3 separate regions of the Mus musculus genome follow, and regions 1 and 2 are each linked to region 3. Evidence: chromatin loops called from intact Hi-C (ENCODE). Cell type or tissue: left cerebral cortex. All regions are shown on one strand. Each heading gives the region's core, and the rest is flanking DNA. Links, peaks and the distances in the headings are about the cores only.

Region 1 (8,358 bases), core at 297-8,296, 310 kb before region 3:
GCTGCCTCCCTAAGATTTCCACAGGGAAACAGGATGCTCTCTGAATATAAGATATTAGCAACTAGCCTTGATTATTCAAATGTAGGTGGGTTACACAGCTTTGGAGATTATATCTCAGCTATTATTTCAGGGGCTACACCTAATAGGTGCTACAGAACTCTTCATTAAGTGAATAACAGGTGAGGTATGCTATAGCAGGCATGCATCAATTGCTACACACACACACACAAAACATACTCTTAAAACTTGATTGGGGATTTTTTTTTTCAGTACAAAGACTATATGTGCTAATGAAAGACCATTTTGGCTGCCATCTGAGGAAAAATGAGAGCATCAGGATGATGACATGGGACATTATGGGTCATCTGTTGATGAAAACCACCCTTTTCTGAAATGTGGCTGCATCTGCTGGGTGGCACATTAAGTTATACCCCACCAAGGAGAGAGCGCTATGAAAATAGAATACATCCCCAGGAAGCAAGCAGAATCCATTGCCCAGCTTCTCCATCAGAGCAGCACAGGAGCCAGGCAGCAGCAACAGCAGGCTTCCTGCACTCAGCATTTTCCTTGTAAAAAACAAGATCACTAAGTGACTTCCACATCCTGCCTTCATATGCTCACCCTAGAGATTATGCAGCCCTTGCCAGTTGATGCATTTGCTCCATCTTTGCTCTATCCATTTTTCTTTTTGCCATGGAAAAGAGCTTGACCAAATAACTCACATTAATATTTCTGATCCATGCAAATGGCCAAATGCCTTAGAGATCCCTAAGCCTCTTTGTTTACAGTGCCCCTAGCCCTTGTATGTTGTTAGTGCAGAAAGTAGCAAAAACATGTTGCTTTATGCTTTCAGCCTTCTCCTTGTTAATCAGTTGTTAATGAAAATGATTAGGTGGGTGGTAGAGGATATGTCATAGGGCAATTGGTTGCAGAGGGGAAACCAGGAAGGTGGAACAACATTTAAAATGTAAATAAATAAAATAACCAATAAAAAAGAAAATGACTAGGTGGTTTTTAACTTGGGGCTTTGTATTTCCAGAACCATATGGATGTTTCCTTAAAGGAGCAATTACATCATCTTACCAAGGAACTGGCCTTAAAGCAGAGGTCTCTCTTAGGTCCAAACAACCCACACACCTATGGTCACTTGATCTTTGACAAGGGAACTAAAACCATCCAGTGGAAAAAAGACAGCATTTTCAACAAATGGTACTGGCACAACTGGCAGTTATCATGTAGAAGAATGCGAACTGATCCATTCTTATCCCCTTGTACAAAGCTCAAGTCAAAGTGGATCAAGGAACTCCACATAAAACTAGAGACACTGAAACTTATAGAAGAGAAAGTGGGGGAAAAGCCTTGAAGATATGGACACAGGGGAAAAATTTCTGAACAGAACAGCAATGGCTTGTGCTGTAAGGTTAAGAATCGACAAATGGGACCTCACAAAATTCAAAGCTTCTGTAAGGCAAAGGCCACTGTCAATAAGACAAAAAGGCCACCAACAGACTGGAAAGGGATCTTTACCAATCCTAAATCTGATAGGGGACTAATATCAAATATATACGAAGAACTCAAGAAGCTAGACTCCAGGAAATCAAAAAACTCTATTAAAAATGGGGTACAGAGCTAAACAAAGAATTCTCAACTGAGGAATACCAAATGGCTGAGAAGTACCTGAAAAAATGTTCTACATCCTTAATCATCAGGAAAATTCAAATCAAAACAACTCTGAGATTCAACCTCACACCAATCAGAATGACTAAGATCAAAAACTCAGGTGACAGCAGATGCTGGCAAGGATGTGGAGAAAGTAGTCCTCTATTGCTGGTGAGATTGCAAGCTAGTACAACCATTCTGGAAATCAGTTTGGCAGTTCCTCAGAAAATTGGACATAGGACTACTGGAAGATCCAGCAATACCTTTCCCGGGCATATACCCAGATGTTCCAACTTGTAATAAGGACACATGCTGCACTATGTTCATAAAAGCCTTTTTTTTATAATAGCCAGAAGCTGGAAAGAACCCAGATGTCCCTCAACAGAAGAATGGATACAGAAAATGTGGTACATTTACACAATGGAATACTACTCAGCTATTAAAAACAAAGAACGTATGAAATTCTCAGACAAATGGATGGATCTGGAGGATATCATCCTGAGTGAGGTAGCCCCATCACAAAAGAACACACATGATATGCATTCACTGATAAGTGGATATTAGTCCAGAAACTTAGAATACCCAAGATACAATTTGCAAAACACATGAAACTCAAGAAGAAGGAAGACCAAAGTGTGAGTACTTTGTTCCTTTTAAGAATGGGGAACAAAATACCCATGGAAGGAGTTACAGAGACAAAATTCGGAGCAGAGACTGAAGGAACAACCATCCAGAGACTGCCCCACTTGGGGATCCATCCCATAAAAAAAAAACACCAAACCCAGTCACTAGGCAGATGCCAACAAGAGCCTGCTGAAAGAAGCCTGATATAGCTATCTCCTTTTAGGCTCTGCCAGTGCCTGGCACATACAGAAGTTGATGCTCACAGTCATTCATTGGACGGAGCACGAGGTCCCAATGAGGGAGCCAGGGAGCTGAAGGGGTCTGAAGTACCATAGGAAGAACATCAATATGAACTAACCAGTACCCCCAGAGCTCCTTGGAACTAAACCACCAATCGAAGAAAACACATGATGGAACTTGTGGCTCTAGCTATATGTAGCAGAGGATGGCCTAGTTGGTTATCAATGGCAGGAGAGGCCCTTTTTCCTGTGAAGGCTCTATGCCCCAGTATAGGGGAATGCCAGGCCCAGGAATGGGAGTGGGTGGGTTGGGGAGCAGGGGGAGGGATGAGGGGATAGGGGTTTTTGGAGAAGAAACTAGGAAAGGGGATAACATTTGAAATGTAAATATAGAAAATATCTAACAAAAAATTATCAAACAATAAAAAAAAGAAATTTGAAATTACTATGTTCTTGGGTAAAAGCTTGCTATTAAGTTTTAAGGCCCAATGACAGTGTGTGTGTGTGTATGTGTGTGTGTGTGTGTGTGTGAGAGAGAGAGAGAGAGAGAGAGAGAGAGAGAGAGAGAATAAGGATGCTCAGATATGCATGTAGAGATCAGAGATTGCTATTGCATGTCTTCTATTTCTCCTATCTTATGTTCTGAAACAGGGTGTGTGTGTTTCTCAACTTGGACCTTACCATCTCCTCTAGACTGGCTGGCCCCAAGCCCATTGATCTGTGTAACTCCAAGCTCCCAGTGCTGCAGTTACAGATGTGTAGATTTGCACCTAGCTTTTTCCATTACTGCTGAGGATCTGAACTGAGGTTTTCTTGTTTGCACAGCAAGCATAATACTCAGTAAGTCATCTCTCAAGCCTGTTCTACCAAGATAAAACATACAGTCCAGTGTTTCTCAACTGGGGCACATCTTCCCACAAAGGGGACATTTTGCAAAGTGTGAAAACATTTTTGGTTTTCATAATCCAGATGGTGCAGCTGATAAGCAATTGACATCTAGCAGGCCAAGAAAGGTGCTTTAAAAATCTATAATAAACAGGACATCCCCACAACAACAAAATTTCCACTTCCAGAGGTCAATAATAGCTAGGTTGAAAGATCTCACCTTAATCAGAATGGGTTGGAGTCTCATTAATTCTTTGATTTGCATATTCATTTAGCAGTTGACTATGAAGAGGCCAGTAGGTGTCAAGAACCATTTTGCTTGCAGTATAAACTGAGCAATGAAGTCCAGATACCTGTTCCCATGGAGATAATAGTGTGGTCGTATACATCAACAATAAGTACATAAATACATAAGACCACTGAGAAAGTAATATTGGCACAAATACAAAAATTATAAAGAAGTGAATTTGTGCTAGGACTTGGGCTATGTTAGCTAGGAGGTCACAGGATGTCTCCCTGAGTGTCAGCATTTGTTCTGAGATGTGAACAAATGTAGTGTGTGTGTGTGTGTGTGTGTGTGTGTGTGTGTGTGTGTGTGTGTGTGTGTGTGTGTGTGTGTGTGTATGTGTTGGGGAGGAACCAAAATACCTGAAAAAGAACAAAGAATGAGTAGGAGAAAGAGTAGGAGAAAAGGTTAGGGTACCTCAGCTGATGTTAATAAACCTGTTCTGGAAAAGGCCAGGTGTTAAATATTATCAACTTCGGGGCCTATACAGGCCTCTCTCAACTACTCAATCCTCTCCTTGTCTTGCACAAGCAGCCATTCATGCTATACAGACAAGTGGATCTCCAATAAAACGTTTTTATAAAGTTGGGCTATTTGTCCAATGTCTGGTATAAGACCTTATAGGACACAAGAAAGTATTTCAGTTTTAAATGAACAATTTTAAACAGGGGAATTAATAATGACATTTTCAGACTGTCCTTCAAAAGAATAATGTAGCCACTGTCTCGGTAGCCTTAGGCTCCTCATTTCATCTCTCTGGGCCAGAATTTCCTGATGTTTAAAATAGAATTGGCTGGTCCCCTAGATTGATGTTAGGCTGGGGCGACACAGATGGAGCGAACGAAGTGTAGTTTGCAAATGTGAGTTATCGTGACTGTTAAAAGTGTTCCCATCTGTGGAGGCCCCGAGCCCTCCCATGTACCGCTACAGCGTTCTAGTATGAGCGATCACACCAATTCATAGCAGGAGGAACTTCCTCAAACTCAGGAGGCAAAATTACTCACTTGCCATCACATAAGGAAAAGCAGTTGTGTTTGGGTTCCCACCTGCCAGCCTGCGTAATTTCAGCTCAAATATAGACTTCGTGCTCATAGCCTCATGGGGCTGCTTCTCCCCTGGTAAGCCCACAAGTTTTATTTTCTCTGCAGAGGCCTCACTTCTCCACCAGCAAAGAGATTTTCTTTGCCTGGCTTATTCTTGACAAATATACCATCCAGTCTGGAAAGTGTCCAGAGGAAGCTCAGAGTGAGTTAAAGGGCGATGAAAAGACAGGTGCAAGGTCCCAGGCCAACAGGTGGCAGGACTCCAAGGAAGGTGCAGGTGCTTTGGACACTTCTCACATGGGAAGCTAGGTCAGGTCAGGGGCATCCTACTTAGGGCAGTGCTCAAACTCCTTCCCATGATCCTCCAGGATATAGCTCAATATTGCCTCTCTCACTCTGCTCTTAGAATGGTCACTCCTCCTGCTGTGGTCACAATGTTTGCCCCAAACACCAGACACACATTTCCTCGGGGCCTCTTTCAAGCTTTCTAGTTAACATCATTCCATCTTTTTCTTTGCCTGTCTAGCAACTTCACAAAAATCTCCATTGTAGTTTTCCTGGACAAAGATCTTCTCTTTTTTTTTTTTTTTTTTAAAGATTTATTTATTTATTATATGTAAGTACACTGTAGCTGTCTTTAGATACACCAGAAGAGGGAGTCAGATCTCGTTACGGATGGTTGTGAGCCACCATGTGGTTGCTGGGATTTGAACTCTGGACCTTCGGAAGAGCAGTCGGGTGCTCTAACCCACTGAGCCATCTCACCAGCCCAAGATCTTCTCTTTGCAGCACACTCTGCCTATCACTTTTTATCCATTATTCTGTTATATTTAGTGCTCAATAGTGTAACACACACATCTACTTACCTGGAATTGAAGTCTAGAACGATTTGTTTATCTGCTTCCTGTCTGTCTGCCAACCTTAGAATATAAGCAAGTTAAAGGCAGAGATCCATCACATGCATGCTGTCCCTCTGAGTCCTGCTCAGGAGTACTTGGCATTCAAATAATTATTCTGAAAGAATGAAAAGTCCTTAGTGAGAATGGGACAGATGCTAGGTGCACCTAGTCAGCTGGTTACTTGTGACTCAAGCCAGTAGCATTTGAGCTCTATAACAGATGACAGTAACCCAGCCATTTGAAATCTGGACTCTGTAAAATATTCAGGCTATCTTAAAGTAACACTAGCTTTTAAAACAAATAGACCTTCGTATTTCACTAAAACCATCTTTGTTTTGTTTTTGTTTTTGTTTTTATTTGTTTGGTTTTTTGAGACAGGGTTTCTCTGTATAGGCCTGGCTGTCCTGGAGCTCACTCTGTAGACCAGGCTGGCCTCGACCTCAGAAATCCACCTGCCTCTGCCTCCCAAGTGCTGGGATTAAAGGCATGCGCAACCACCATCCGGCTGACCATCTTTGTTTCACACTCATTTAGCAATCTATTGTGGCTTTTTTTCTATTAATGAAAGACTTTATGTGATTCAGGAACTCTGGCTCCTTCAGTTTCTGTGGCCTGTCATCACTAAGAATTGTGACTCCTCTGATTCCAGTTTATGTTGAGGAGAGAAAAACTGGAAAAGGCATGCACACTTGCCATACCCCAGGGCATAGAGGATTCCCTGCCTTACTTCTACTCTTTTCTATCCTTCTTCCATTGGTATGAAAAGATCATGTCTTTACCTAGCTGCAAGGGAGGATCAAAAACTTGACCACCAGCTGCTTAACAGCAACAGCTCTGTACAAAGAAATACTACGTGCTCTCAACTCCAACTGCTGTTCGATATTTGACTGTCTTTATTTCTTCTATGTTGACAACTTTGCCCAGAACTAGGACAACTTTGTCCTAACACAAATAGCCAGTAGAGATCCTCAAGCTTGCCAGCCTATAAATCTTTGAAATAAATTCAAATCCCATGCAAACCACAAACATGGCCACTTTCCTGTTACCACCATTCCTAAGGTAGCCTTCAGGATGCTCCTAGGAAGCAAGTTAATCACACATCTCGGAAAGAATATTCTGCTGACTTTTTCATACATTACTGACTCCTTAGATCCCTGAAATTGCTTCCATTGAAAGTCACCAGTGACCTTGGTATGAACAGGATTTTCTCTCTACAGACTATATTCTATATGCCACCTCTGCAAAATTTGATACCATTTGATTCCTGCTGGTAGCTCATGATTTTCTGAGCTCTCAATTCTCTGTGTTTATCTCTGACCATCCTCACCCTGTCCTTTCCTTTCTACTCAATGTTGGTGTCACTTAAATCCTCCTCTCCTTATTAGCAATGTTTTGCTGAGAATGCCCTTCATGGCTGAAGCATTCTCATAGTCTCCTGTATTGCCATAACAAACTTCCACCCACTGCATGGCTTATAAGATCAATGATAGACTATTTCATCTTTCTGGTTTTTAGAAATCCAAAAATCAAGTTGATCATGGGCGAGTTTCCAAGCTGGAGACTCTGAAGGAAAGTCTGACTAATGCCTCTCTCACAGACTCTGTCTCTGACAGTCTTCAGAATTCCTGGCTTATAAATGCATTGATGTATCCTCAATCTATCTCTTCATCTGGCTGTTTTCTGTGTCCTTCCTTTTTTTTTTTGTAAAATCGACAGTCACTTGCTTCATAGTCAACATGCCTCATGTCAAGACTTCAGTGTAATTTTATCTTCAAAGTCTCTCTTCTAATGTGGTTATACTCAGACTGAGAGCTAGGACTTTGACATATCTATTGGTAGAACATTACACACTATATTACACCTTCCAAATTTGTAACCCCTTCACTAGATTTCCTTCTAAGCTCACCATCCCATATTTCCAACTTCTTCTCCATGTTTTCACAGGAACCTCACATGCACATGGTCAAATAAGCATGTTGAAATGATTTCCTTAATTCTGATTGTTCTTGATTCTCTTTAATGGGAGATGGCTCACCATCTGTCCGCTTTTCCAAGCTAGCAGCATGAGGCACATCCTGGATTCCTTCCTCTCTTGCCTCCCACTTTCAATCTGAAACTGACTTGCATGAATATAGCTGGGAAATATCCCCCAACTCCTCCTCTGCCGGTGTCTCCAGCTTGTTACAGAGCTCAATATTTTTCACTCCTGGTTTGCCCACAATTTCTTCACTCACTTCTTCCTTAATTTCTCCAATTTAATATTAGAACTGTTTGCAGAACAGTTTCCTCCTAAAGCTTCAACAGGTTCATGGAAGAGGTCTGTATTCCTTCATCTAAAATCTGGGTTTTATGAAAGCACAAGAATCTTTTGGATTTAAGAGATGCCATGTACAGCATATTCTGTAGGTCTATCAGTACACCATGGGATAACACCATCATCGCAAACATGGATGAGTACTGTCTATGAACATCCACATGAAGAGGGTTAAAGATTGTGAAGAAATGCCTTATAAGTTCAGCTGTGTTCTCTATCAAATTAGTTTGTGCCAACACATGAAGAAATATTCAGTTGTCAGGTTTCTGAGTTTCAAGAGGGTAGATGATGGCTTCTAATCTTGTATTTTCTTTGTGGAAGTTTTTATTGGTTCCCAATTGTCTCATCCATTGGGCTTTAAAAACTACTTCTTTACTGGGTTGTGACCTTCAGATATGTGCATGCTGAT
Region 2 (8,358 bases), core at 297-8,296, 290 kb after region 3:
CCACATTTTTATTTCATCAGCTGATAGATTCTGGGAATCCTAAACTGCCAGCTTGATGCTGGCAGTTTTAAGCTCTGTTTTTATAATGAAAACCTCTTCTACCCTCCCAGTTTTAATAACACAAGATAATTCATCCATTCTATCACAATTTTGACACATTTTATAATGAATTAAGGAGGAATTGAGGTCTTATAAAAGGATAGACATTGAACTAAGTGGCCTTCACTATCAGCTCATCAATGATGCAAGTCATCAAACCTAAGACTTGTTTTTACCACTTATAAAAATGTAAATGATGATTTTTCACAGAGAAGGACAGTAAGGGTTAAACAGGATACACTAATAAAATTTCCCATTATATAAATGTTTAGAAAGTACCACTACACACACTGGCATACAGTTTAGCATTTTAGCTTTTCTAACTGACCTACACAATTGAGGGCTTAGACAAGTTGTATGTGCTTTTACTGTATCTTTCTCACATTCCTGCTAAGTACCTATCTCAGTGACCTTTATCTCACAATAAAACAAGAGCATAGTGTTTAAACAAAGGCATGTAAAGTACTGGGAAAGTGTTTGAGACATGATGAGTATGCCTCCTGAGAAAGCTGCTGCTGCTGCTGCTGCTGCTGCTGCTCCTGCTGCTGCTGCTGCTGCTGGAGACACGGTGATCTATTAAACTGTGAACACCATCAGTTTACAAATGCATACATATTTCATCCCCTAATATATATTCAGCACCAGAAGCTCAACATTGAGGGAATGCTCAAATTGTTTAATGGATAAGTGAATGATAATATGTGCTATCCTAAATTTAGATGGGGACATTGTGGTAGTTAATACTCATTGTCAGCCTGGCTGGATTTAGAATCACCATGGAAACATGCCTCTGAAACTATTTCTTTCAAAGAAAAGATCCACCCTCAGTGTGGGTGATACTAGCTCATGGGCTCAAGTTCCAGGCTAAATAAAAAGTAGAGATCAGGATGAGCCCCTGCTTCATGAGTAGAGATGTGGTGTGAGCAGATACTTCATTCTCTTGCTACCATAAGGACTTCCCAGCCATGATGAACTATACAAGTGACCACATAAATCTGTTTTTCCTTGATTATTACTGGATATTTGTCATAGTATTGAGAGAGTAACTGAGACAGACATGGAATCAGGGAAGAGAATGCTTATCCTACTGCTCAGAAGTAGAGGAATATCCTTTGGTAAATCATCATGAAACAGAGAAAGTGCATATTGTCTTGGGAGACAGGAAACCCAAATTTCAGCATTTACTCTACCTCTGTCTTCCTCTTTAGCCCTGTTCTGTTCGCCTTTTTCAAACCCAGGTTTCAATAAAAGAGAAAGTGACCGTGGTAAGATCTGATCAAGATAAGAGCATGCAAGCTGGTGTTCTCCAGGCTGCATGCAGCCACCAGTACATGTGCCTTAACTTGCACTCGAGGGAATGTAATCAGGGTTTACTAAATGTGAACCAGAAAATATCACATGTAACTTCTGATGTATATTCTTCTCTGAAAGCCTTAAGGGATCTTAGAAATAAATAAGAGTATCCAAACTGGAAATGAAGAAAGTAAATTGTTCCTATTTCATCCTCTATACGAAAAGCAGAAAGATCCCACAAATCCCTCTTAGGTTTAATAAATGATTTCAGTAAAGTCATAGGCTACAAAGTCAACATACACAAAACAGCAGACTTTGTGATAACAATGAGATTCTGAAAAGTCAGGGAAACCACTTATAAAAGCTACAAGGATAAAATAAAATACTTAGAAATACATTTAACCAAGGAATGCAACAACCTATACTAATGAAATATTCATGAGAAAAATGAAGATAGAGAGAGTTGAAAGTGCCACAAGACTTTCCAGAATAAACCTCCTGATAGTGAAGCCCAACAATGAATGCCTCACTCACCATTCCAGATGATTCTTGCAAGAGCCTCAAGACAGATGACACCTATCCACACTCAACCCAAGTTCTAGCATGTGTGATTCTCAGGCTGACATCAACTCAAAAGTAGTGCATGGAGATGAAAACAACAAGGATGATCCTCAAGCCCTCAAGACAGGAGGCTTGACAGTGAATATGACTCCAGGCATACAGAGTTTTACCTGAGTTGAACATCTAGTGCAAGTGTGTTGCTTTATCCTGGCTCCTAGGCTACAAAGGATTGTCCTCTCCTTTATAAATGTTTATAAAAACATTTCATCCCTGGCAAGACATTAACTCCAGGGGCTTTAGGAATGTGACTGACACAACATGATGAGTTCTTTCACAAAGGCACATTGGCTCACTGTTCTCCATCCTTCAGGAAATGGCTCATGCTTTAAAAGATAGTTAGATGCTAGACAGATGATAGATAGATAGATAGATAGATAGATAGATAGATAGATAGATAGATAGATAGACAGACAGACAGGAAGGAAGGAAAGAGGAAGGAAGGAAGGAAGGAAGGAAGGAAGGAAGGAAGGAAGGAAGGAAGGAAGGAAGGAAGGAAGGAAGGAAGGACAAGTCCTTTAGAGATAGCATGTAGACTCTGTTCCCAGAGCAAGAATGTATTTCATTCCTGGATTTAACTCTTCTTTTTCTAGTCCAAATTCCCAGGGCAGGGGACACAGTTGAGTGACAGATCATTTCTCATCTCAAAGGCTTGTTTTCTATAGCCAGAGATATGAGATTCCTATGAAACTAGGAGCAAGAAGAAGTGGTGAATGAAGCTCATTGGGAGAAATCTTCATTTTGTTAAGGATGGACGAGACATCTCTACACTTCTTATCAAGACTAGGCTCATTGACTTCCATGGAAGAAAGCACAGTATTTTACAAAATTGTGAAAAGACAAAAGTCACAGCTCAGCTATCCCACAAGAGTGAAGAATAATTTTTCTTATCTGCAATCAGAAGGGCAGAGTTTTCTAGGGTGACATGTTTTCCTCAAAGAGTAAGTGAGGAATTTATTAGAAGACCTCATATGGAGAGGTGCTTTGGAGAAGGTACACTTCTGCACATGTTTAATTTAAGGTACATATTTTTGACAATGCCATTAGAGTCATACTTCAAGGAAAAAAATGTAGCAGAAAGGCACATCCATGCATGCTGCGGTGACATTGTAAAGCTGCGGGGCAATGATTCCAGGGGGCTTACATTGTAAGTGTCACAGGTACACAACAGGAACTTTCTGGTTGCTTCTGGCTTGCATCATCAGTAGCCTGCCACTAATGTAATAGGAAAGAGAAAGCAAGGAATGAATGATCCAGCTTGGCTTCTAGAATACAGATATTCCAGAAACTAATCATTTGTTCCAGGACCCCTTCCCTTTTAAATCCCAGCAATCTAAGTAATGTTCCCAGTCAGTGGTGACACTCTTCAAGCTTTTAATGACCAAAGGAAAGAGCACCATTTGAGAAGAGTTGAAACAAATCTATCCCCAGTCCTCTGTGCTTTTATGGTATCTAAAGGGTGTCTGGTAGCAACAGGATTTTGCTAGTTTGCGTTCCCAGTAGGTGGCTACAATTTATAATGCTAGAAGCCCTTTTAAAGTTCACAGACAGGAAAGGCTGTCTTTACATCCATAGTAAATGGAAATTGAATTTTCATTCTATAAACACTTCAGATTTTAGTATAAACAATAGGATATGGCTTCACATAAGTTACTATTATCTTAAATGCAGGTTATGTTTAATTCCAGCTTATTGAATCCCTAGGTAATGTAAGGCAGCTGTGATAAGGTGAAAACACTTTCCATGTGATTTACAAGAGGTTATTGAACACAAAAAGGCATTTTTATTTACACTAAGGTTCTGAATTGGTTTAATGTTGGAATAGTCTGAGGTAAGTAATTTCTTACTCAACTACCACTTAGCTGGGGTACCAGCTCCTTCATCAGCTTTGTCAATGGAAGAATAAGCAAGCTAGGCCTCATGATGCACATTAAAGGTCCAGCTTACAACCGACCCTGTCTGGATTTTATTCATGTCATGTTTTTGGATAATTTGTGGCTATGGAGATATCTGAGGTATTGGACACACTCATTCCTTTGTGTAAGAAGGATAGATGCCAGACATGTCTGTCAGGCTTTTAGTCACTGTAGCAAATACCGGAAGAAGCAGCTTAAATGAAGAAATCTCTCTTTTAGCTTATGTCATCAGAGATTTTCATCCTTTCATGATCAGTTTCAGGACTGAGGAGAGGAAGAAACATCATGGCTATAGCAGGAAAATGAAGTAGAGGCTACTCATCTTATAGTAGCTAAGGAGGCAGTAAGAAAGGATGAGGATTGAAGAGGGAGGCAGAAAGGATATGCACACTGACTTTCCTACATCCGCTAATAAAAACCTACATTTCAAAAGACCCCCACTCTCAATTTAAACTAGATCATCAATGGGACTGGTCAGCACTGGAACTGCCCTCCTCAGTTCCTAGGACTTTTGGTGGCTTCAACTTACTGTGAGACACTGAACAGAGGACTGCAGAGGAAAATACCTGGGGAATCTCCCCAGCTTTCAGAAACATCGAAGGGAACAATCACCTCTTGAAGAATCGGCTCTGGAAACCATCTCTGATGCTGTTCTAGCTTCCAGAGGAGAAGCCTCCCACACTCCCCTTCAGCATGACACTCTAAGAGAGGAGCAGCTTTTTGTACTGTCTGCAGATCATTTTAACTGTTGAAACACTACTTGCCTTTTAACCTACACACCCTCGGTTAACAATTTGCTATATTAAACTCCCTCTGCTTTAAATACTTGCGGTTCTCCTGAGGGGCCAGACATCTCCGTCCCTAAAGAGAGAGAAACACTCTGGAGCCATGCAAAGAGCCTTCATTCTCCAGAGTCACAAAAGATTAGCATTCTGCTTTTTTCATCCTAGTGGCTTACAGCAAGGTCTGTGACCCTGGCCAGTGATAAAGATACTTGTTTCTTGGGCTTACTGGGAAGATTTTAACTCATTTCACATGTATAAGATTATATAAAATGACCTGGTTCACAGTAGATGCTCAAAAACCTAGAATTGAATTCCTTGATAACAACAGGAAATAGATTCATCTATTTTGCTGGTTACTCAGTTCCATGTTATTAAGCCTTCAGCTATTTCAGGGTCACAATCTATATCCTTTGTAACAAAGATTCGAAAGTGGAGGGAAAGAAAGACAAAGGCAAGCCAGGCATGGTGGCATATACCTGGAATCCCACAATTGGAAGTCACAGCCAGATAGATGTCTTTGAATATGAGGCCAGCCAGTCTATGTAGAAAGTTCCAGGCTAACTGCAGTTGCATGTTAAATTATTGTGATAAATAAATAAATAAATAAATAAATAAATGAATGCAACTCCATTTAGGAGATATGCAAAGTCCCTTAAGTAATTTTCTTGACTTATTCACCTATTTACAAATATAACAATTAAGTTAATTTTTACTGTTTGAGAATTTCACATATGCATGTAATATGTTTTGACAAAGCAAACCCACATTCCCCCTCCTCTAACCATTCTTGCCACTCTTTCCCCAAACTTCATGTGTTCTTTTGTTTACTTTGAACCCACTGAATCCACTTAGTGTTGCCTGGATAGGCACAGGTTGCCTGGGATCATCTACTAAAATAGGAATAGCATCTCAAGGGCTGCCTTTGAGAGATTTCCCTGCTTTTAATAAAGGCAAAAGTTGGATCACAGAAAGATATAGTAGAAAGCTTGTGCTGCTTCGCCAGTGGTTAGATTCCAGAACTTTCTAGGCCTGCTATCTGAAGTTGCAAATGAGAATAAGAGTTTGAAGAGGAAGTGTTAAACTGTCTTGAAAAAGATAGAAGACAGTAGACTTATTTCCTTTTAATCTTGTAAAGAAAATCCAAGAGACATGAGCAAGTAGAGGGACAAAAAGAAAAGGAAAAAGAAAAATAAGAGAAATGTGATTGAGTTGGGGGACTTGAAAGGCCAGGGAGATAAGGAGGTAGCAGAGACCAGAAAGATAAGCAGCTGCGTCTCTCTAATAAAGAGTCCTCCCCAGCTCTCACTTCTAAGAAAATTCTATCTCAGGAACCTGTCACGGGAGACATAATCCACCTCTGAAGGACAGCTTGGAAAGCAAAAAGAAATAGAGGTGGCATATGTGGCTGCAGGGAGACCATGTCATTTCAAGGCCACTCTCATCTGTGAAGCACCATGAATGTGATCCCTTGCCCATTTTCTTGAAGTGAATGATTAAATGCAATATTCAATACTTAACTATTTCTTTTTAATCTCTGTATTTGTGAATGCTTGCACATGCTAATCATAGGACTACTTGGGTGGCAGTCCTTCACTTCTACCTTGGTTGATCCAGGTTCTATTATTCACTGATGCTGATGCCAGGCTAGGTGATCTGTAAGTTTCTGGGGAGTCTCCTGTCTGTAACTTCTGCACTTCTGAGTGGGCTTGCAAATGTACATTTCAGCATCTGAATTTACATAGACTCTGGGGATCTGAACTCAGGTCCTTGCCTGGCACGTAGTGGGTAGACTACTTGTCTACCCACTGAGCCATTTCCCTAGCACAGTCCTTAACTCTTTAAGGAATGCATTTCTCTTGTCTCCAGAAAAAAAAACAAAAAACAAAAAAAAAAAAAACTCACAAGCATTCATTTGTAAATTGATAGTTCTTTTCCAAAAACCACCCATGGGAAGAAGCTGCCCATCACTTCTCTGCTCAGAGAGCAACAAGGACATTACTTGAGATAAGGCACAAGCATTCACATCCAGTTGGACATGACTGCATTCCTGTGCAGTGTCAGGAGGACTACTTCAGAGCCTTATTCACTCCCTCATCTAATAATGTTCCTAGCCATACCCTAGGATGGATCACAGCAATTTTTTGTATAACTCTGGGAAAACTAAAATTCAAAATGGTGGATAACACACGAAGGTCATTTGAATCTAAAATCTTGTGTATCTAAGACAAATATGTTTCCTGAAGTTACACAAACACACACACACACATAGAAAAGCATGTACACATATATACATGTGTACACACCATACAAGATTGCTGTAGGTGTGTCACACATATAAGTCTTTACAATAAAATTTTAGGACACAATGAGCTTATTAGAATAAATTTTATATACTAAATGCCTGGTGAGAACCTTATATTAACTAGTATTTTATTTTATTTGTTGGAGGTAAGTTATAGTCTAAGCAAATTGTGGGCATAAATGACTGTCTATAGTTAGTTCTAATGGGTTGCATATTACTATTTTATGCCTCTTTGAGGCACAAAGTACTTATATAGTTGTCCCACGGCCATACAGATTGTAAATAGCAAGTTAGGAATTTGAACTGAGATGGTATATCTGAAGAGTCTGTGCTCTAGATGGCTGTGTTAGCCACTAGATTACCCACCATATTTGTGGAGTTTGAAAGTGGATATTCATAGAAGCAAGGGGAGGGGGCTGCGATAGGGGGTTTCTGGAGGGGAAACTGGGAAAAAGAATAACATTTGAAATGTAAATAAAGAAAATATCCAATAAAAGAGAAAAAAACAATAGAACAATTATGTTAACAAACATTCCAGAAAGTCGTGAAATAAAATGCTTTGTTTCCTTGTTAAATAAAAGAAAAAAGGAAAAAGAAAAGAAGAAAGTAGATATTCTATTGTTAATCTCAGGGTGTAGACAGAGACATTGAAAACAATATCCATTGTACCCTTCTTATATAATTTGATCTCAGGCTAATAGAAAGTTAGCATCACAGCCTAGGTTCTGGCTAAAATGGAACTTACAGACTAAACCCACCAAGTTTTTAGCATAGCCTTCTTTGCTTTCCAGATGTGATGAGATGGGATGGTAAAAACCCTGGACCAGGGGCTGGTGAGATGGCTCAGTGGGTAAGAGCACCCGACTGCTCTTCCGAAGGTCCTAAGTTCAAATCCCAGCAACCACATGGTGGCTCACAACCATCCATAATGAGATCTGACTCCCTCTTCTGGAGTGTTTGAAGACAGCTACAGTGTACTTATATATAATAAAAATAAATAAATCTTAAAAAAAAAAAAACCCTGGACCACACAGGCAAGCAAGTAGGGAAGCCAGAATGAAAAGAGGAGTTTCCAGAGTACACAGTAGATAAAGGAGTCTTTTCATGACCTTAGCTTGCTTGTGCTATATCCCTGAGGATCAACCCTTGACTGTGTGATTCCAGGTAGTTTCCCCACAGTCCCAGTACTGCAGTCTTGAAAAGTAAGGAAAGAGACAGGAACAGATATGAATAAAGATACACAGAACCTGTTAAAAACAAAACAAAACCTCCCTCACCTGCTGTGATCACTGACCCAACTGATCTGAGCCCCAAGGGAGCTGTGGAATCAGGGGGCAACTCTGAG
Region 3 (8,358 bases), core at 40-8,039:
GACAGAAACCTATTCTCATTTTCCTGTGGGAAGTGGAAGAGGAATTGAAAACTGGCAGGAAGAAGGAACTGACTGGAGGTCCCAAGGTAATCTTTCTATAGTTACTCACCCAATCTCTGAACACTACACAGAAGGAGATGCAGCTGTGGCTTTCTCCTGCTCTGTTTCTTACAGAGTAAGGGGAAAAGTCAATTGAAAAAGTATTTAAAGAGCTTATGGGCTGCATCTTAGCCTCACTGGCAAGCAGAAGAAGCCCAGCAGGAAGTTTGGCAAGTAAAGTGGAAGCTTAAGAATTCTTTGAAAAGTTGGTTGGATGATGTTTTGCTGGGACAAACACATGAAGGAATATTTAGCTGAAGTGAACACTGGAGAAAGGACTTTCTGCTGAAGCAAGCATGTGAAAGGACACATGATAAAGGATTCTTTACTAAAAACCTGCATGTATTGGTCCCGTTTACATTGTGTAGTTGAGCTCCTTTTTGTCAGAACTCCATAGAGAGAAGGGAGCCAAAAACTTCTGGTGTTCTGCCGTAGACTCAGGCTGATTGGCCCAGTGATATCAGCTAAGACAGATCTTCACATCGCTGAGAGAGGCACAGCCAAGAACTTCTCTTGGCGTTCTGTCTGGTTCCTCCTTCTGACTGGAGGCTGAGGCTTGGCTGTCTCCCTAGGTCGTGTTACTGCTGTTGCTGACCTGATATTTCCATGAAGTGTTTGTGAATGGATTGAGCTGCCACCGCTAACCTGTGAACTGAACTGCCAATTTCTAGATAACACAGATTCGAGTTGTTCCAAAAAACCTTTCTAAACAGGTCCACTTCCCTTGTATATTTTCTTTCCCACTACCTCTGGTGGGTGGTGGGTTAAAAGGGAGGTTAAAGCATTAAAGAGCCATCATTAAAAACAGACTTTGAAAAATTAAATTTACAGGCATAGATTTTTAGCATGCCAAAGAAAACATCAGAATTTCTACTTTATTCCAGTTACCTGTTCCCTCTGGCCTTTGAATCGGCCTTGAAAAGAGAGAGGTGGGGTAGACTAGGGTCTAACAATGCCCTTCAGGGACACATCTTCAGTGACCTAAAACCTCCCACAAATTCCTGTCTCCTAAAGTTTCTAGAACCGTTCAAAGGCACCATAGTACTAATAAAACATCGATTTTTAGGGGACACTTATCCAACTATAGCACTTCCTGTGACACTATTATCAAACTCTAAAGGCTGCAGCTTCCCTTCTAAGAGCTGGAATCAAGACTGACAAAACTTCCTTTACCTCTATTCCTTAAACAGAATTATAACTTGCTTGTGTTTTCAAAATAATTTTTTTCTAAATGTTAAAGGAAGCTGCAAGGTAAAAGCGACAAGACACATAGTATAATGATAGCCAACTCTAGGAACCACAGTGGACAGCAAGCACAGAGGGATTTCTTCATACACAAACCGAATAATAAGGAATCCCCCTCTTACCAAATTACTGCATTTGTAGGTCTCAGCCTTATGCGTGCTCTGATAGAAGGCTGAGTCAAAGGACTTGACCTGGGAGGAGGAGGGTAGAATAGCATGGTTGCAGGTTCCATATCATCCTGTAGAATCTCATCTGGTGCTGTGGTCTTTATGCCCCCAGTGGCTAATGCCTCCCAGGTCTTGGTCTGTAGTCAGCACTTCTCTTGAATGACTCAACTCCTCTTTATTTGTCTCCCTCTATGTTCCTTCTTCTCGTCTAGCACCTGGTGCTATCATCTGCCATGCTGGATAATAAACGCCAGAAAGAAAGTCTTTCCTGACTATTCTCCTGTATCCAATTGTCATTTAGTTGCTGCCAAGCAGCTTCCTCAAATCTCTTTTTTCCATCACATCCTCTCATTCACAACTTCCTCTGATCTCCAACTCCCAAGTCTTCCCACAATCGGGTCACTTTCATCACTCATCTGGATCATTGTCTCAGCCTCTAACTAGCTTAACTTCCTTTCATGTATTCCTCATAGAAGGAATAAAACATTTCAAATATAAATGCAATTAGATCATTCCTTTCCTGATTACATGTCTGAAAATTTCATCATATACTCAATGATTATAATTTCAAAAAAATCAATTAGAATCTGACTGTTTACCTTTTAACTCCTCTAGGACTACATCCTTACATACACACACCCATCTGCACATAATATTTGAACTTGGTGGCTTGACACGTGTGCCTGATCCTGTCATTCTGAGCCACTACACTTTCTCTAATATGTTGCTCTGATATATGGAACTTTGTCTAGCTCTTTCCTTTAAATGAAGGAACCCGATCCTTTGCCCTTTGTCTAGTTTCACCTAATAGTTGTTAAGTCTTACTTGCTCTACAATGTGTTCTTCTTTTTCAAGTGTGTGTGTGTGTGTGTGTGGGTGTGTGTGCAAGTATACATGCATATGCATGTAAAGATCACTGAACCTGGAGCTCATTGATTGGTTCAATAGGTTGGCTAGCAAGCTGGAGCTCTGCTTGTCACTGATTTTCTCCATCTTCAAAGTTATAGATGTGTGCCACCATGTCTAGCTTTTGCATCTTTGATGAGGAACTAATGATGAGACCTCATGCTTACAAAGCAAGCACTACTGAGGGAGCCATCTCAGCTGGCACTGAGTAGCTGAACACTAACTGGGACTAATACTGTCCATGACCTTGGATTCTGGAGCTTAGTTGAAAATTCACATAGAATGCATAAAAATGGAGTCACTTGACAAATATTGCCAGACTGTTGTTTTCAGTTGGGTTTTGGCAATGTGGACCAGAAAGACAAGGGCCAGACTTCTTTCTTGTCAGCAGGACATTTACCTTGAACTATGTGATTCATTACATCATTCCACAAATGGTGTTGTGTACTTTAAGCAAGCAAGTTGCCTAACCCAGTTTGTAGGCAGAGAACTAAGTTTGAAGAGAAAAGTTCTTTTTCTTTAATCTACTCTAATTTCACTTCATTTTTCCCTCTTGTTTCTCCTGTAGATGAAGCCCATACCTTGTCTGTATTTCCCATATCCATCTTAAGCAGTCTAGAGTGCTCTGGAGTCACTCTCCTTGTGCTTTCTTTAAGGATGTATTGGTGGGAACAAGGCTAATACATCTCTTAAGGTGGGGTTTTAACTTCTGAATTTATTACCCTGGATGTTCTCTCACTGGTAGGCCCTACTTGAAGTATCCTGCAGAGGAGGGGATGGTGAGGGAAGCCACCAAAGACAGAAAAAGGGATTAGTGTTCATTCCCCCCAGACACCTTCTCCTCCTCATGCTGATTCTCAGTCAATAAGAGATTAGACAGGGGAGAAGGTTTAAACATAGCTATGCTTGTTCTCATTTCCTGTTAATCCTCTTCCCTCCATTCACACTCTAACACATGTACAGAGTCCTGGGCATGAGTCGGTGGATGAGCACACCCACCCACACAAAGCCTCCTTTTGGTTTTGGACTTCTCTGGGAAGCCACAAGCAGAGATTTTTACTTTTATTTTCCAGAAAAATGCAATTCTGACAGTAGTGGAAGAATCTTGTGGTCTTTGAGATCTGCGTAAGATAAAGTGAGAAAGGAGAGGTGTGGGTAAGAGGAAGGAAGAGAGAAAATAACCAAATGGAAAGATGTTTTCATCATGATTGTGGCTGGGAGAAAGAGACCCTTAAGATTAACATAGGAAAAAGTAGAAACTATGGAATACCACATGTCCATAAAAAAACACCAAGTGCCAGATTCCTTTATCTTCTATCATGAAAACAGTCTCTTAGAACAGACATGGAACCTGCTGATACCCTCACAAACTTGACTTTTACTGTTCAGATAGATGCTATACTCTTTCAGTAGAGGCATCTATACTGAAGGGAGGCTTCCTGGCTATGTTCCTTATATGGGAATTTACATGTTCCTCTCTTCAGTTTAGCTAGATTTCTGCTTCTTGAACTATACCTCTCTTTTGCTCAGGGTGAGTTATGGTAATACCTTTAATTGTTTTTTATTTCTGTTTCTTTTAAATATTTCTTTACTCTCCAGTGTTTGAATATTCAATGTTTAACTTCCATTGATGCAGAGAAATTACTTTCATTGTCAACTTAAAAATTCTATCTTAAACCATACCCTACTTGGGACAGAATAGCTTGCCCCCCACCCCCAACTATTGGCTCCCAAGTTGTTCAGTACATCCTTAGTTCAAAAGCAGTGATGGGGTGCAGAGTCTTCAAGATGGATACAGCTCTCTGCAAAGACTGTGAATAAGCATTTTAGAAACTGGTTTCATACCTTCATCTGAAGGCACCTAGACTGCAGGCAGATAGAACCAGGGCTTCTTTCCCCTGCATGGAAGCAATTTACTGGCTGTTGTTTATTTAAAACTGCTGGCCTGCTTTTCATTCCCAATATGTGACAAGTATGGAAATCAAATGAGAGAGAATAGGAAAATTCCTCAGCACAGTGGCAAGCCCCTTGATAGTCACAGAATAAATAGAAAATCTTCCTGTGTATGTGTGTTGGGGGTGCATGGAAGAAGGATTTGGACACTACAAAAAACAAGATGTGTGTCTCTTGGATAAAGTTTTAAACCCTAGTGTTGTGTATATCACTCTATCTTGCCTTTCCTCTGTTTTCCCCAACTCCAATTGCAAAGTGCTTTATAATAATGGTTGGTTATAAGTGCCAGTTGGTACTGGAGTTTTTAAATTATATTTATCTTCTGTGTGTGTGCAGGTATGTGTGTGTGTGCAGGTGTGTGTGTGTGTGTGTGTGTGTGTACATGTGAGTGCAATGTGTGAACCATGGTACAGATATCAAGATAGGAAGGTAACTTTCAGGATTTAGTTCTCTCCTTCCATCATGTGGGTTCCAAGAACTGAACTCAGGTTATTCGTGTTGGGAAGTAGCATCTTTACCTGCTGAGTAGTCTCATCAGTCACATTGCCTTTATTTTCATCACAGCCGTCATTGCCATTGCTGTCTCAGTGGTCCTCATGGTCCTCTTCTTTGTTCTCATTATCAACATCTTTTTACTTGAAGCTTATTTTATTTTCTCTATCTGCATTTTCCTCCCTGTGGGATCTAAATAAGAAAGCTGAGTAAATTATATTCTCTAAACTTTTCTGCCACTTGGGTTCTTTTTTGGCTTTACTGGTAAGGAGACATTGTGAGAGGAGAGAGGCCTAGGTTTCTTCCCTTGTTTCTGCCTTTTTAAATTTTATTTTATTTTATTTTATTTTATTTTATTTTATTTTATTTTATTTATTTATTTTGGTTGTGTTTCTGGAAAGGGCTGCATCCCTTTGTGATCCTAGCAGCTCTCTTCTTGGTGCCTAGAATCTCAGCATGAGGCACTGTCTAGTACTTCCCAGCAGAACTTCCTGCTTGGCTCCACCACTGCCTGGAGCCATCTCTAGGCTGGGAACAAGGACATCTCTGCCTTTAGCTCTGTCGGCCCTACAGGAGGCGGCTGCCTCCTGCAGTGATTCATCTTTGTGTTGTCATGGCACTTTTTTTTTTTAAACGTATTCAGCCTCAGCCACACTTTTGTCACTGGATCCTTTACTTCTGAAATGTCAAGTTTGTTAACTGTTTTTTTTTTTTTTTTTTTTTTTTTTCTGTTTTGTTGTTGTTTTCCTTCTTGAAAACTGACTCTTAAAGAAATTTCGTTTACTCACTGCATGGAGGCAGGGATTACAGTAATTTACTATCAGATCTTTTAGGGCTAACTGCTTAATATTAGTTCCCCAGTCAGAACATTAAAATGGAACTAAGTAACTTTCAAAGCCACTTTCTCAGGGCTACAGAAGACAAAGTGAAACTTATGTGTCTCCCACTTCCTTCAATTATTTCTGGCTGTATGCCGAAAGCCCTACAGGTGGTTGTTTATGCCCACTTATCTTAGAGTGATAATAACAAAAGTCATTTATTCCACCTTGAATTTTTTTCTGTTGTGTATTTTTTTCCATCCCCCATACCTCTTTTCTACCTCCTCTGCTGCTATCATTGGCAAAACCATCTTGAAGAAAGGCCTTCAGCTCCAGAAATGGTGCTTGAAGAGCTAATATTTATTGACTACTTTCTCCGTATTGTAGTACTACTTTTCTAACATGAAACTGGTATGCATAAATGTTCTCATCTACCCAGGATTACTGATGGGGGCAAGTGCCGAAGCTAGGAATCTAACCAATTACTTGCTCTTAGTGGGGTGTCATGCTTACATACTCCAGGACAGGAATCTGGTCAGGAGCTAGTTCAAACTCTTTCCTTTCTCAATTATGAGATTTATCAGGGTTCTGAGCTTGTTACAGCCTTACCAGTTCTTCCATCTAGTGGCATGGTTTACTGACTCACATAGGAAGACAGATGTAGAATGGTAGATTGGTGTGGTGGAAGACTTAGAAGATAACGGTTGGAAGGTAACCTTAACAGAAACCGAGGTAAGAGGGGCCAGAGCACAGGTGAACCTGTGGATTATGCTGTGCTTTCTAGAACTCACGGTCAACAGCCCCTATGGGTCTCCTAAGACACTGAAACTGAGGACATGTTCGTTCTAACATGAAATCAAGGTTTTCCCACCTGCTCTTTCCCTCTGGTTCTTAAACAACAACATTTTGCATTTATCTATTTTGTATGTATGTGTGTTCATACATGTATATGTGCCTGTCCCTGTCTGACTCTCTGTGTTGTCACAACTGTACCAACGTGTGAATGTGGAGGTTAGGATAACTTATGGGAGTTGGTTCTCTCATTCTTTTACCACGTGGGTTCCAGAGACTGAATTCAGGTCATCAGGCCCAGTTTTGTTTTGATTTTATTGATTTTTTTTAATGAAAGAGAAAGAATGAGGCAAAAAAACAAAAACAAAAAACACCCAAAACCAAAAAAAAAAAAAAAAAAGTTGGATGAGTAGAGAGGGCAAAGGGTATAAGAGAAATTGGGAGAGGGAAAATCATGATCAAAATATATTGTGTAAAAATGTTTTTTCTTTCTTTCTTTCTTTCTTTCTTTCTTTCTTTCTTTCTTTCTTTTTTTTTTTCTTTCTTTCTTTCTTTCTTTCTTCCTTTCTTTCTTTTTTCTTTTCCTTCTTGCTCCAGACCCACTCACACTGGCCCCACTCACTCTTGCCATAATTTTTTTTTCAATAAAAATATTTTTTATTATTAACTAAAACTATCTCAGTTTGTTTGTGTGGGAGTATGTGCAGATGAGTACAGTTGACCATGAACACCAGAAGAGAGTACTGGATCGATAGGAATTGGAATTACAGACAATTGTGAGGTACTTGACCTGGGTCTGAGAACTGAACCCAAATCCTCTGCAAGAGCAGTGTTTGTTCTTAACTATTGAGTCATTTCTCAAGTACCAGTAATGTTCCCTGTAAGACACTTTTGTTCTTGATCCCCATCCACTTGTTGGCTTGATCTTAGTCTTTGAGTGTGGAGGAGTGTTTGTTCCATGCCTGATCCTCAGGGTGTCTAATTATCTTTTCTCATTCATTCCCATCTTTTTCTACCTTCCCCTTCTATTTCTCCTACAGTTTCTCTTCATTTCTTCCTCTGTCCTTCTCTCTTTTACCATAGATAGGATGTTTATGGTTCCAAATAATGTGCTGACTAAATGGGTGAAAACAATAGAAAGATTGTCTCAGGAAAAGCCAAGTCTACCAAAAAGCCAAGTCTGAAAGTATGAAGCTCCCAGCTTTGTGTCTTTAGTCATTTGGTCCACATTTGCTTTGATTTCAGCATTCTTGATTGACCTCTGAACTGCTAACAAATGGCTACTCAGACAAACATACAATACCACACTCAGGAGAAACAGGTCTAGAGCCTATGCTGCTTTTTGCCTGTCTTTTTTTCTTCCTTTGAAAAAACCCCAATGCTTCCTCTTACATCTTACTGTTTAAAATCAGAGCTCAAAACTAACCTTGAATGGATCTTGGTCAGGGGGCCAGAAAAATTATATTGGCCTGGGCTGTAATACAAAAGGAATAACTTATCTAGGCTGTGACTAATCTGAGATTTTTACCTGTTGCTTCAGTTTTCCAGATAACAGCAGATGACACCAACACTTGGACCAGACACACAATACTGTGACATTCACAGAACAGCAGGTGACATGAGCTTCAGGTACTCATTAACTTCCTTGCTCCCAAAACTCCCACAAAGGTCAGCATGGAGGAACCTATGAAGACTAGCAGTTTAGGATCTCCAGGCTTGGGGAACTCAAGTATTTTCTAATAGATTACAAGGGAACCTTGGTGCATGTAAGTTAATACAAAGCAGTCTACATTGTGTATGCTTTGAATATCAAAATGACAAAGAGATAAGGAAGAGCCTTGAAAAATGTGTCTCTCTCTAAAAGCCATATTTTATGATAACTATAT

The links. A loop is a pair of places that touch in the nucleus more often than their neighbours do. Peaks named below come from ENCODE experiments on the same cell type or tissue, not always from the same donor. Only the 100,000 strongest peaks of a DNase experiment are listed, where the experiment ranks them.
Region 1: a loop joins it to region 3, with 25 times the contacts of the local background. A loop is called at or near these places in 3 of 42 quality-filtered maps.
Region 2: a loop joins it to region 3, with 11 times the contacts of the local background. A loop is called at or near these places in 2 of 42 quality-filtered maps.

The regions. Positions count from the first base shown.
Region 1 is chr8:73,607,118-73,615,475 of GRCm38, forward strand. No RefSeq gene overlaps it. Among named protein-coding and RNA genes, the nearest start is that of Large1, 260 kb to the left of the region's middle. In left cerebral cortex, for the core only: no CTCF peak of the experiment used is centred there; DNase peaks (open chromatin) are centred at 4,676, 7,189 and 7,725; H3K27ac peaks cover 2,131 bases.
Region 2 is chr8:74,203,892-74,212,249 of GRCm38, forward strand. No RefSeq gene overlaps it. Among named protein-coding and RNA genes, the nearest start is that of Isx, 670 kb to the right of the region's middle. In left cerebral cortex, for the core only: no CTCF peak of the experiment used is centred there; DNase peaks (open chromatin) are centred at 911 and 4,633; H3K27ac peaks cover 1,298 bases.
Region 3 is chr8:73,917,970-73,926,327 of GRCm38, forward strand. No RefSeq gene overlaps it. Among named protein-coding and RNA genes, the nearest start is that of Large1, 570 kb to the left of the region's middle. In left cerebral cortex, for the core only: a CTCF peak has its summit at 5,426; DNase peaks (open chromatin) are centred at 572, 3,397 and 5,413; H3K27ac peaks cover 999 bases.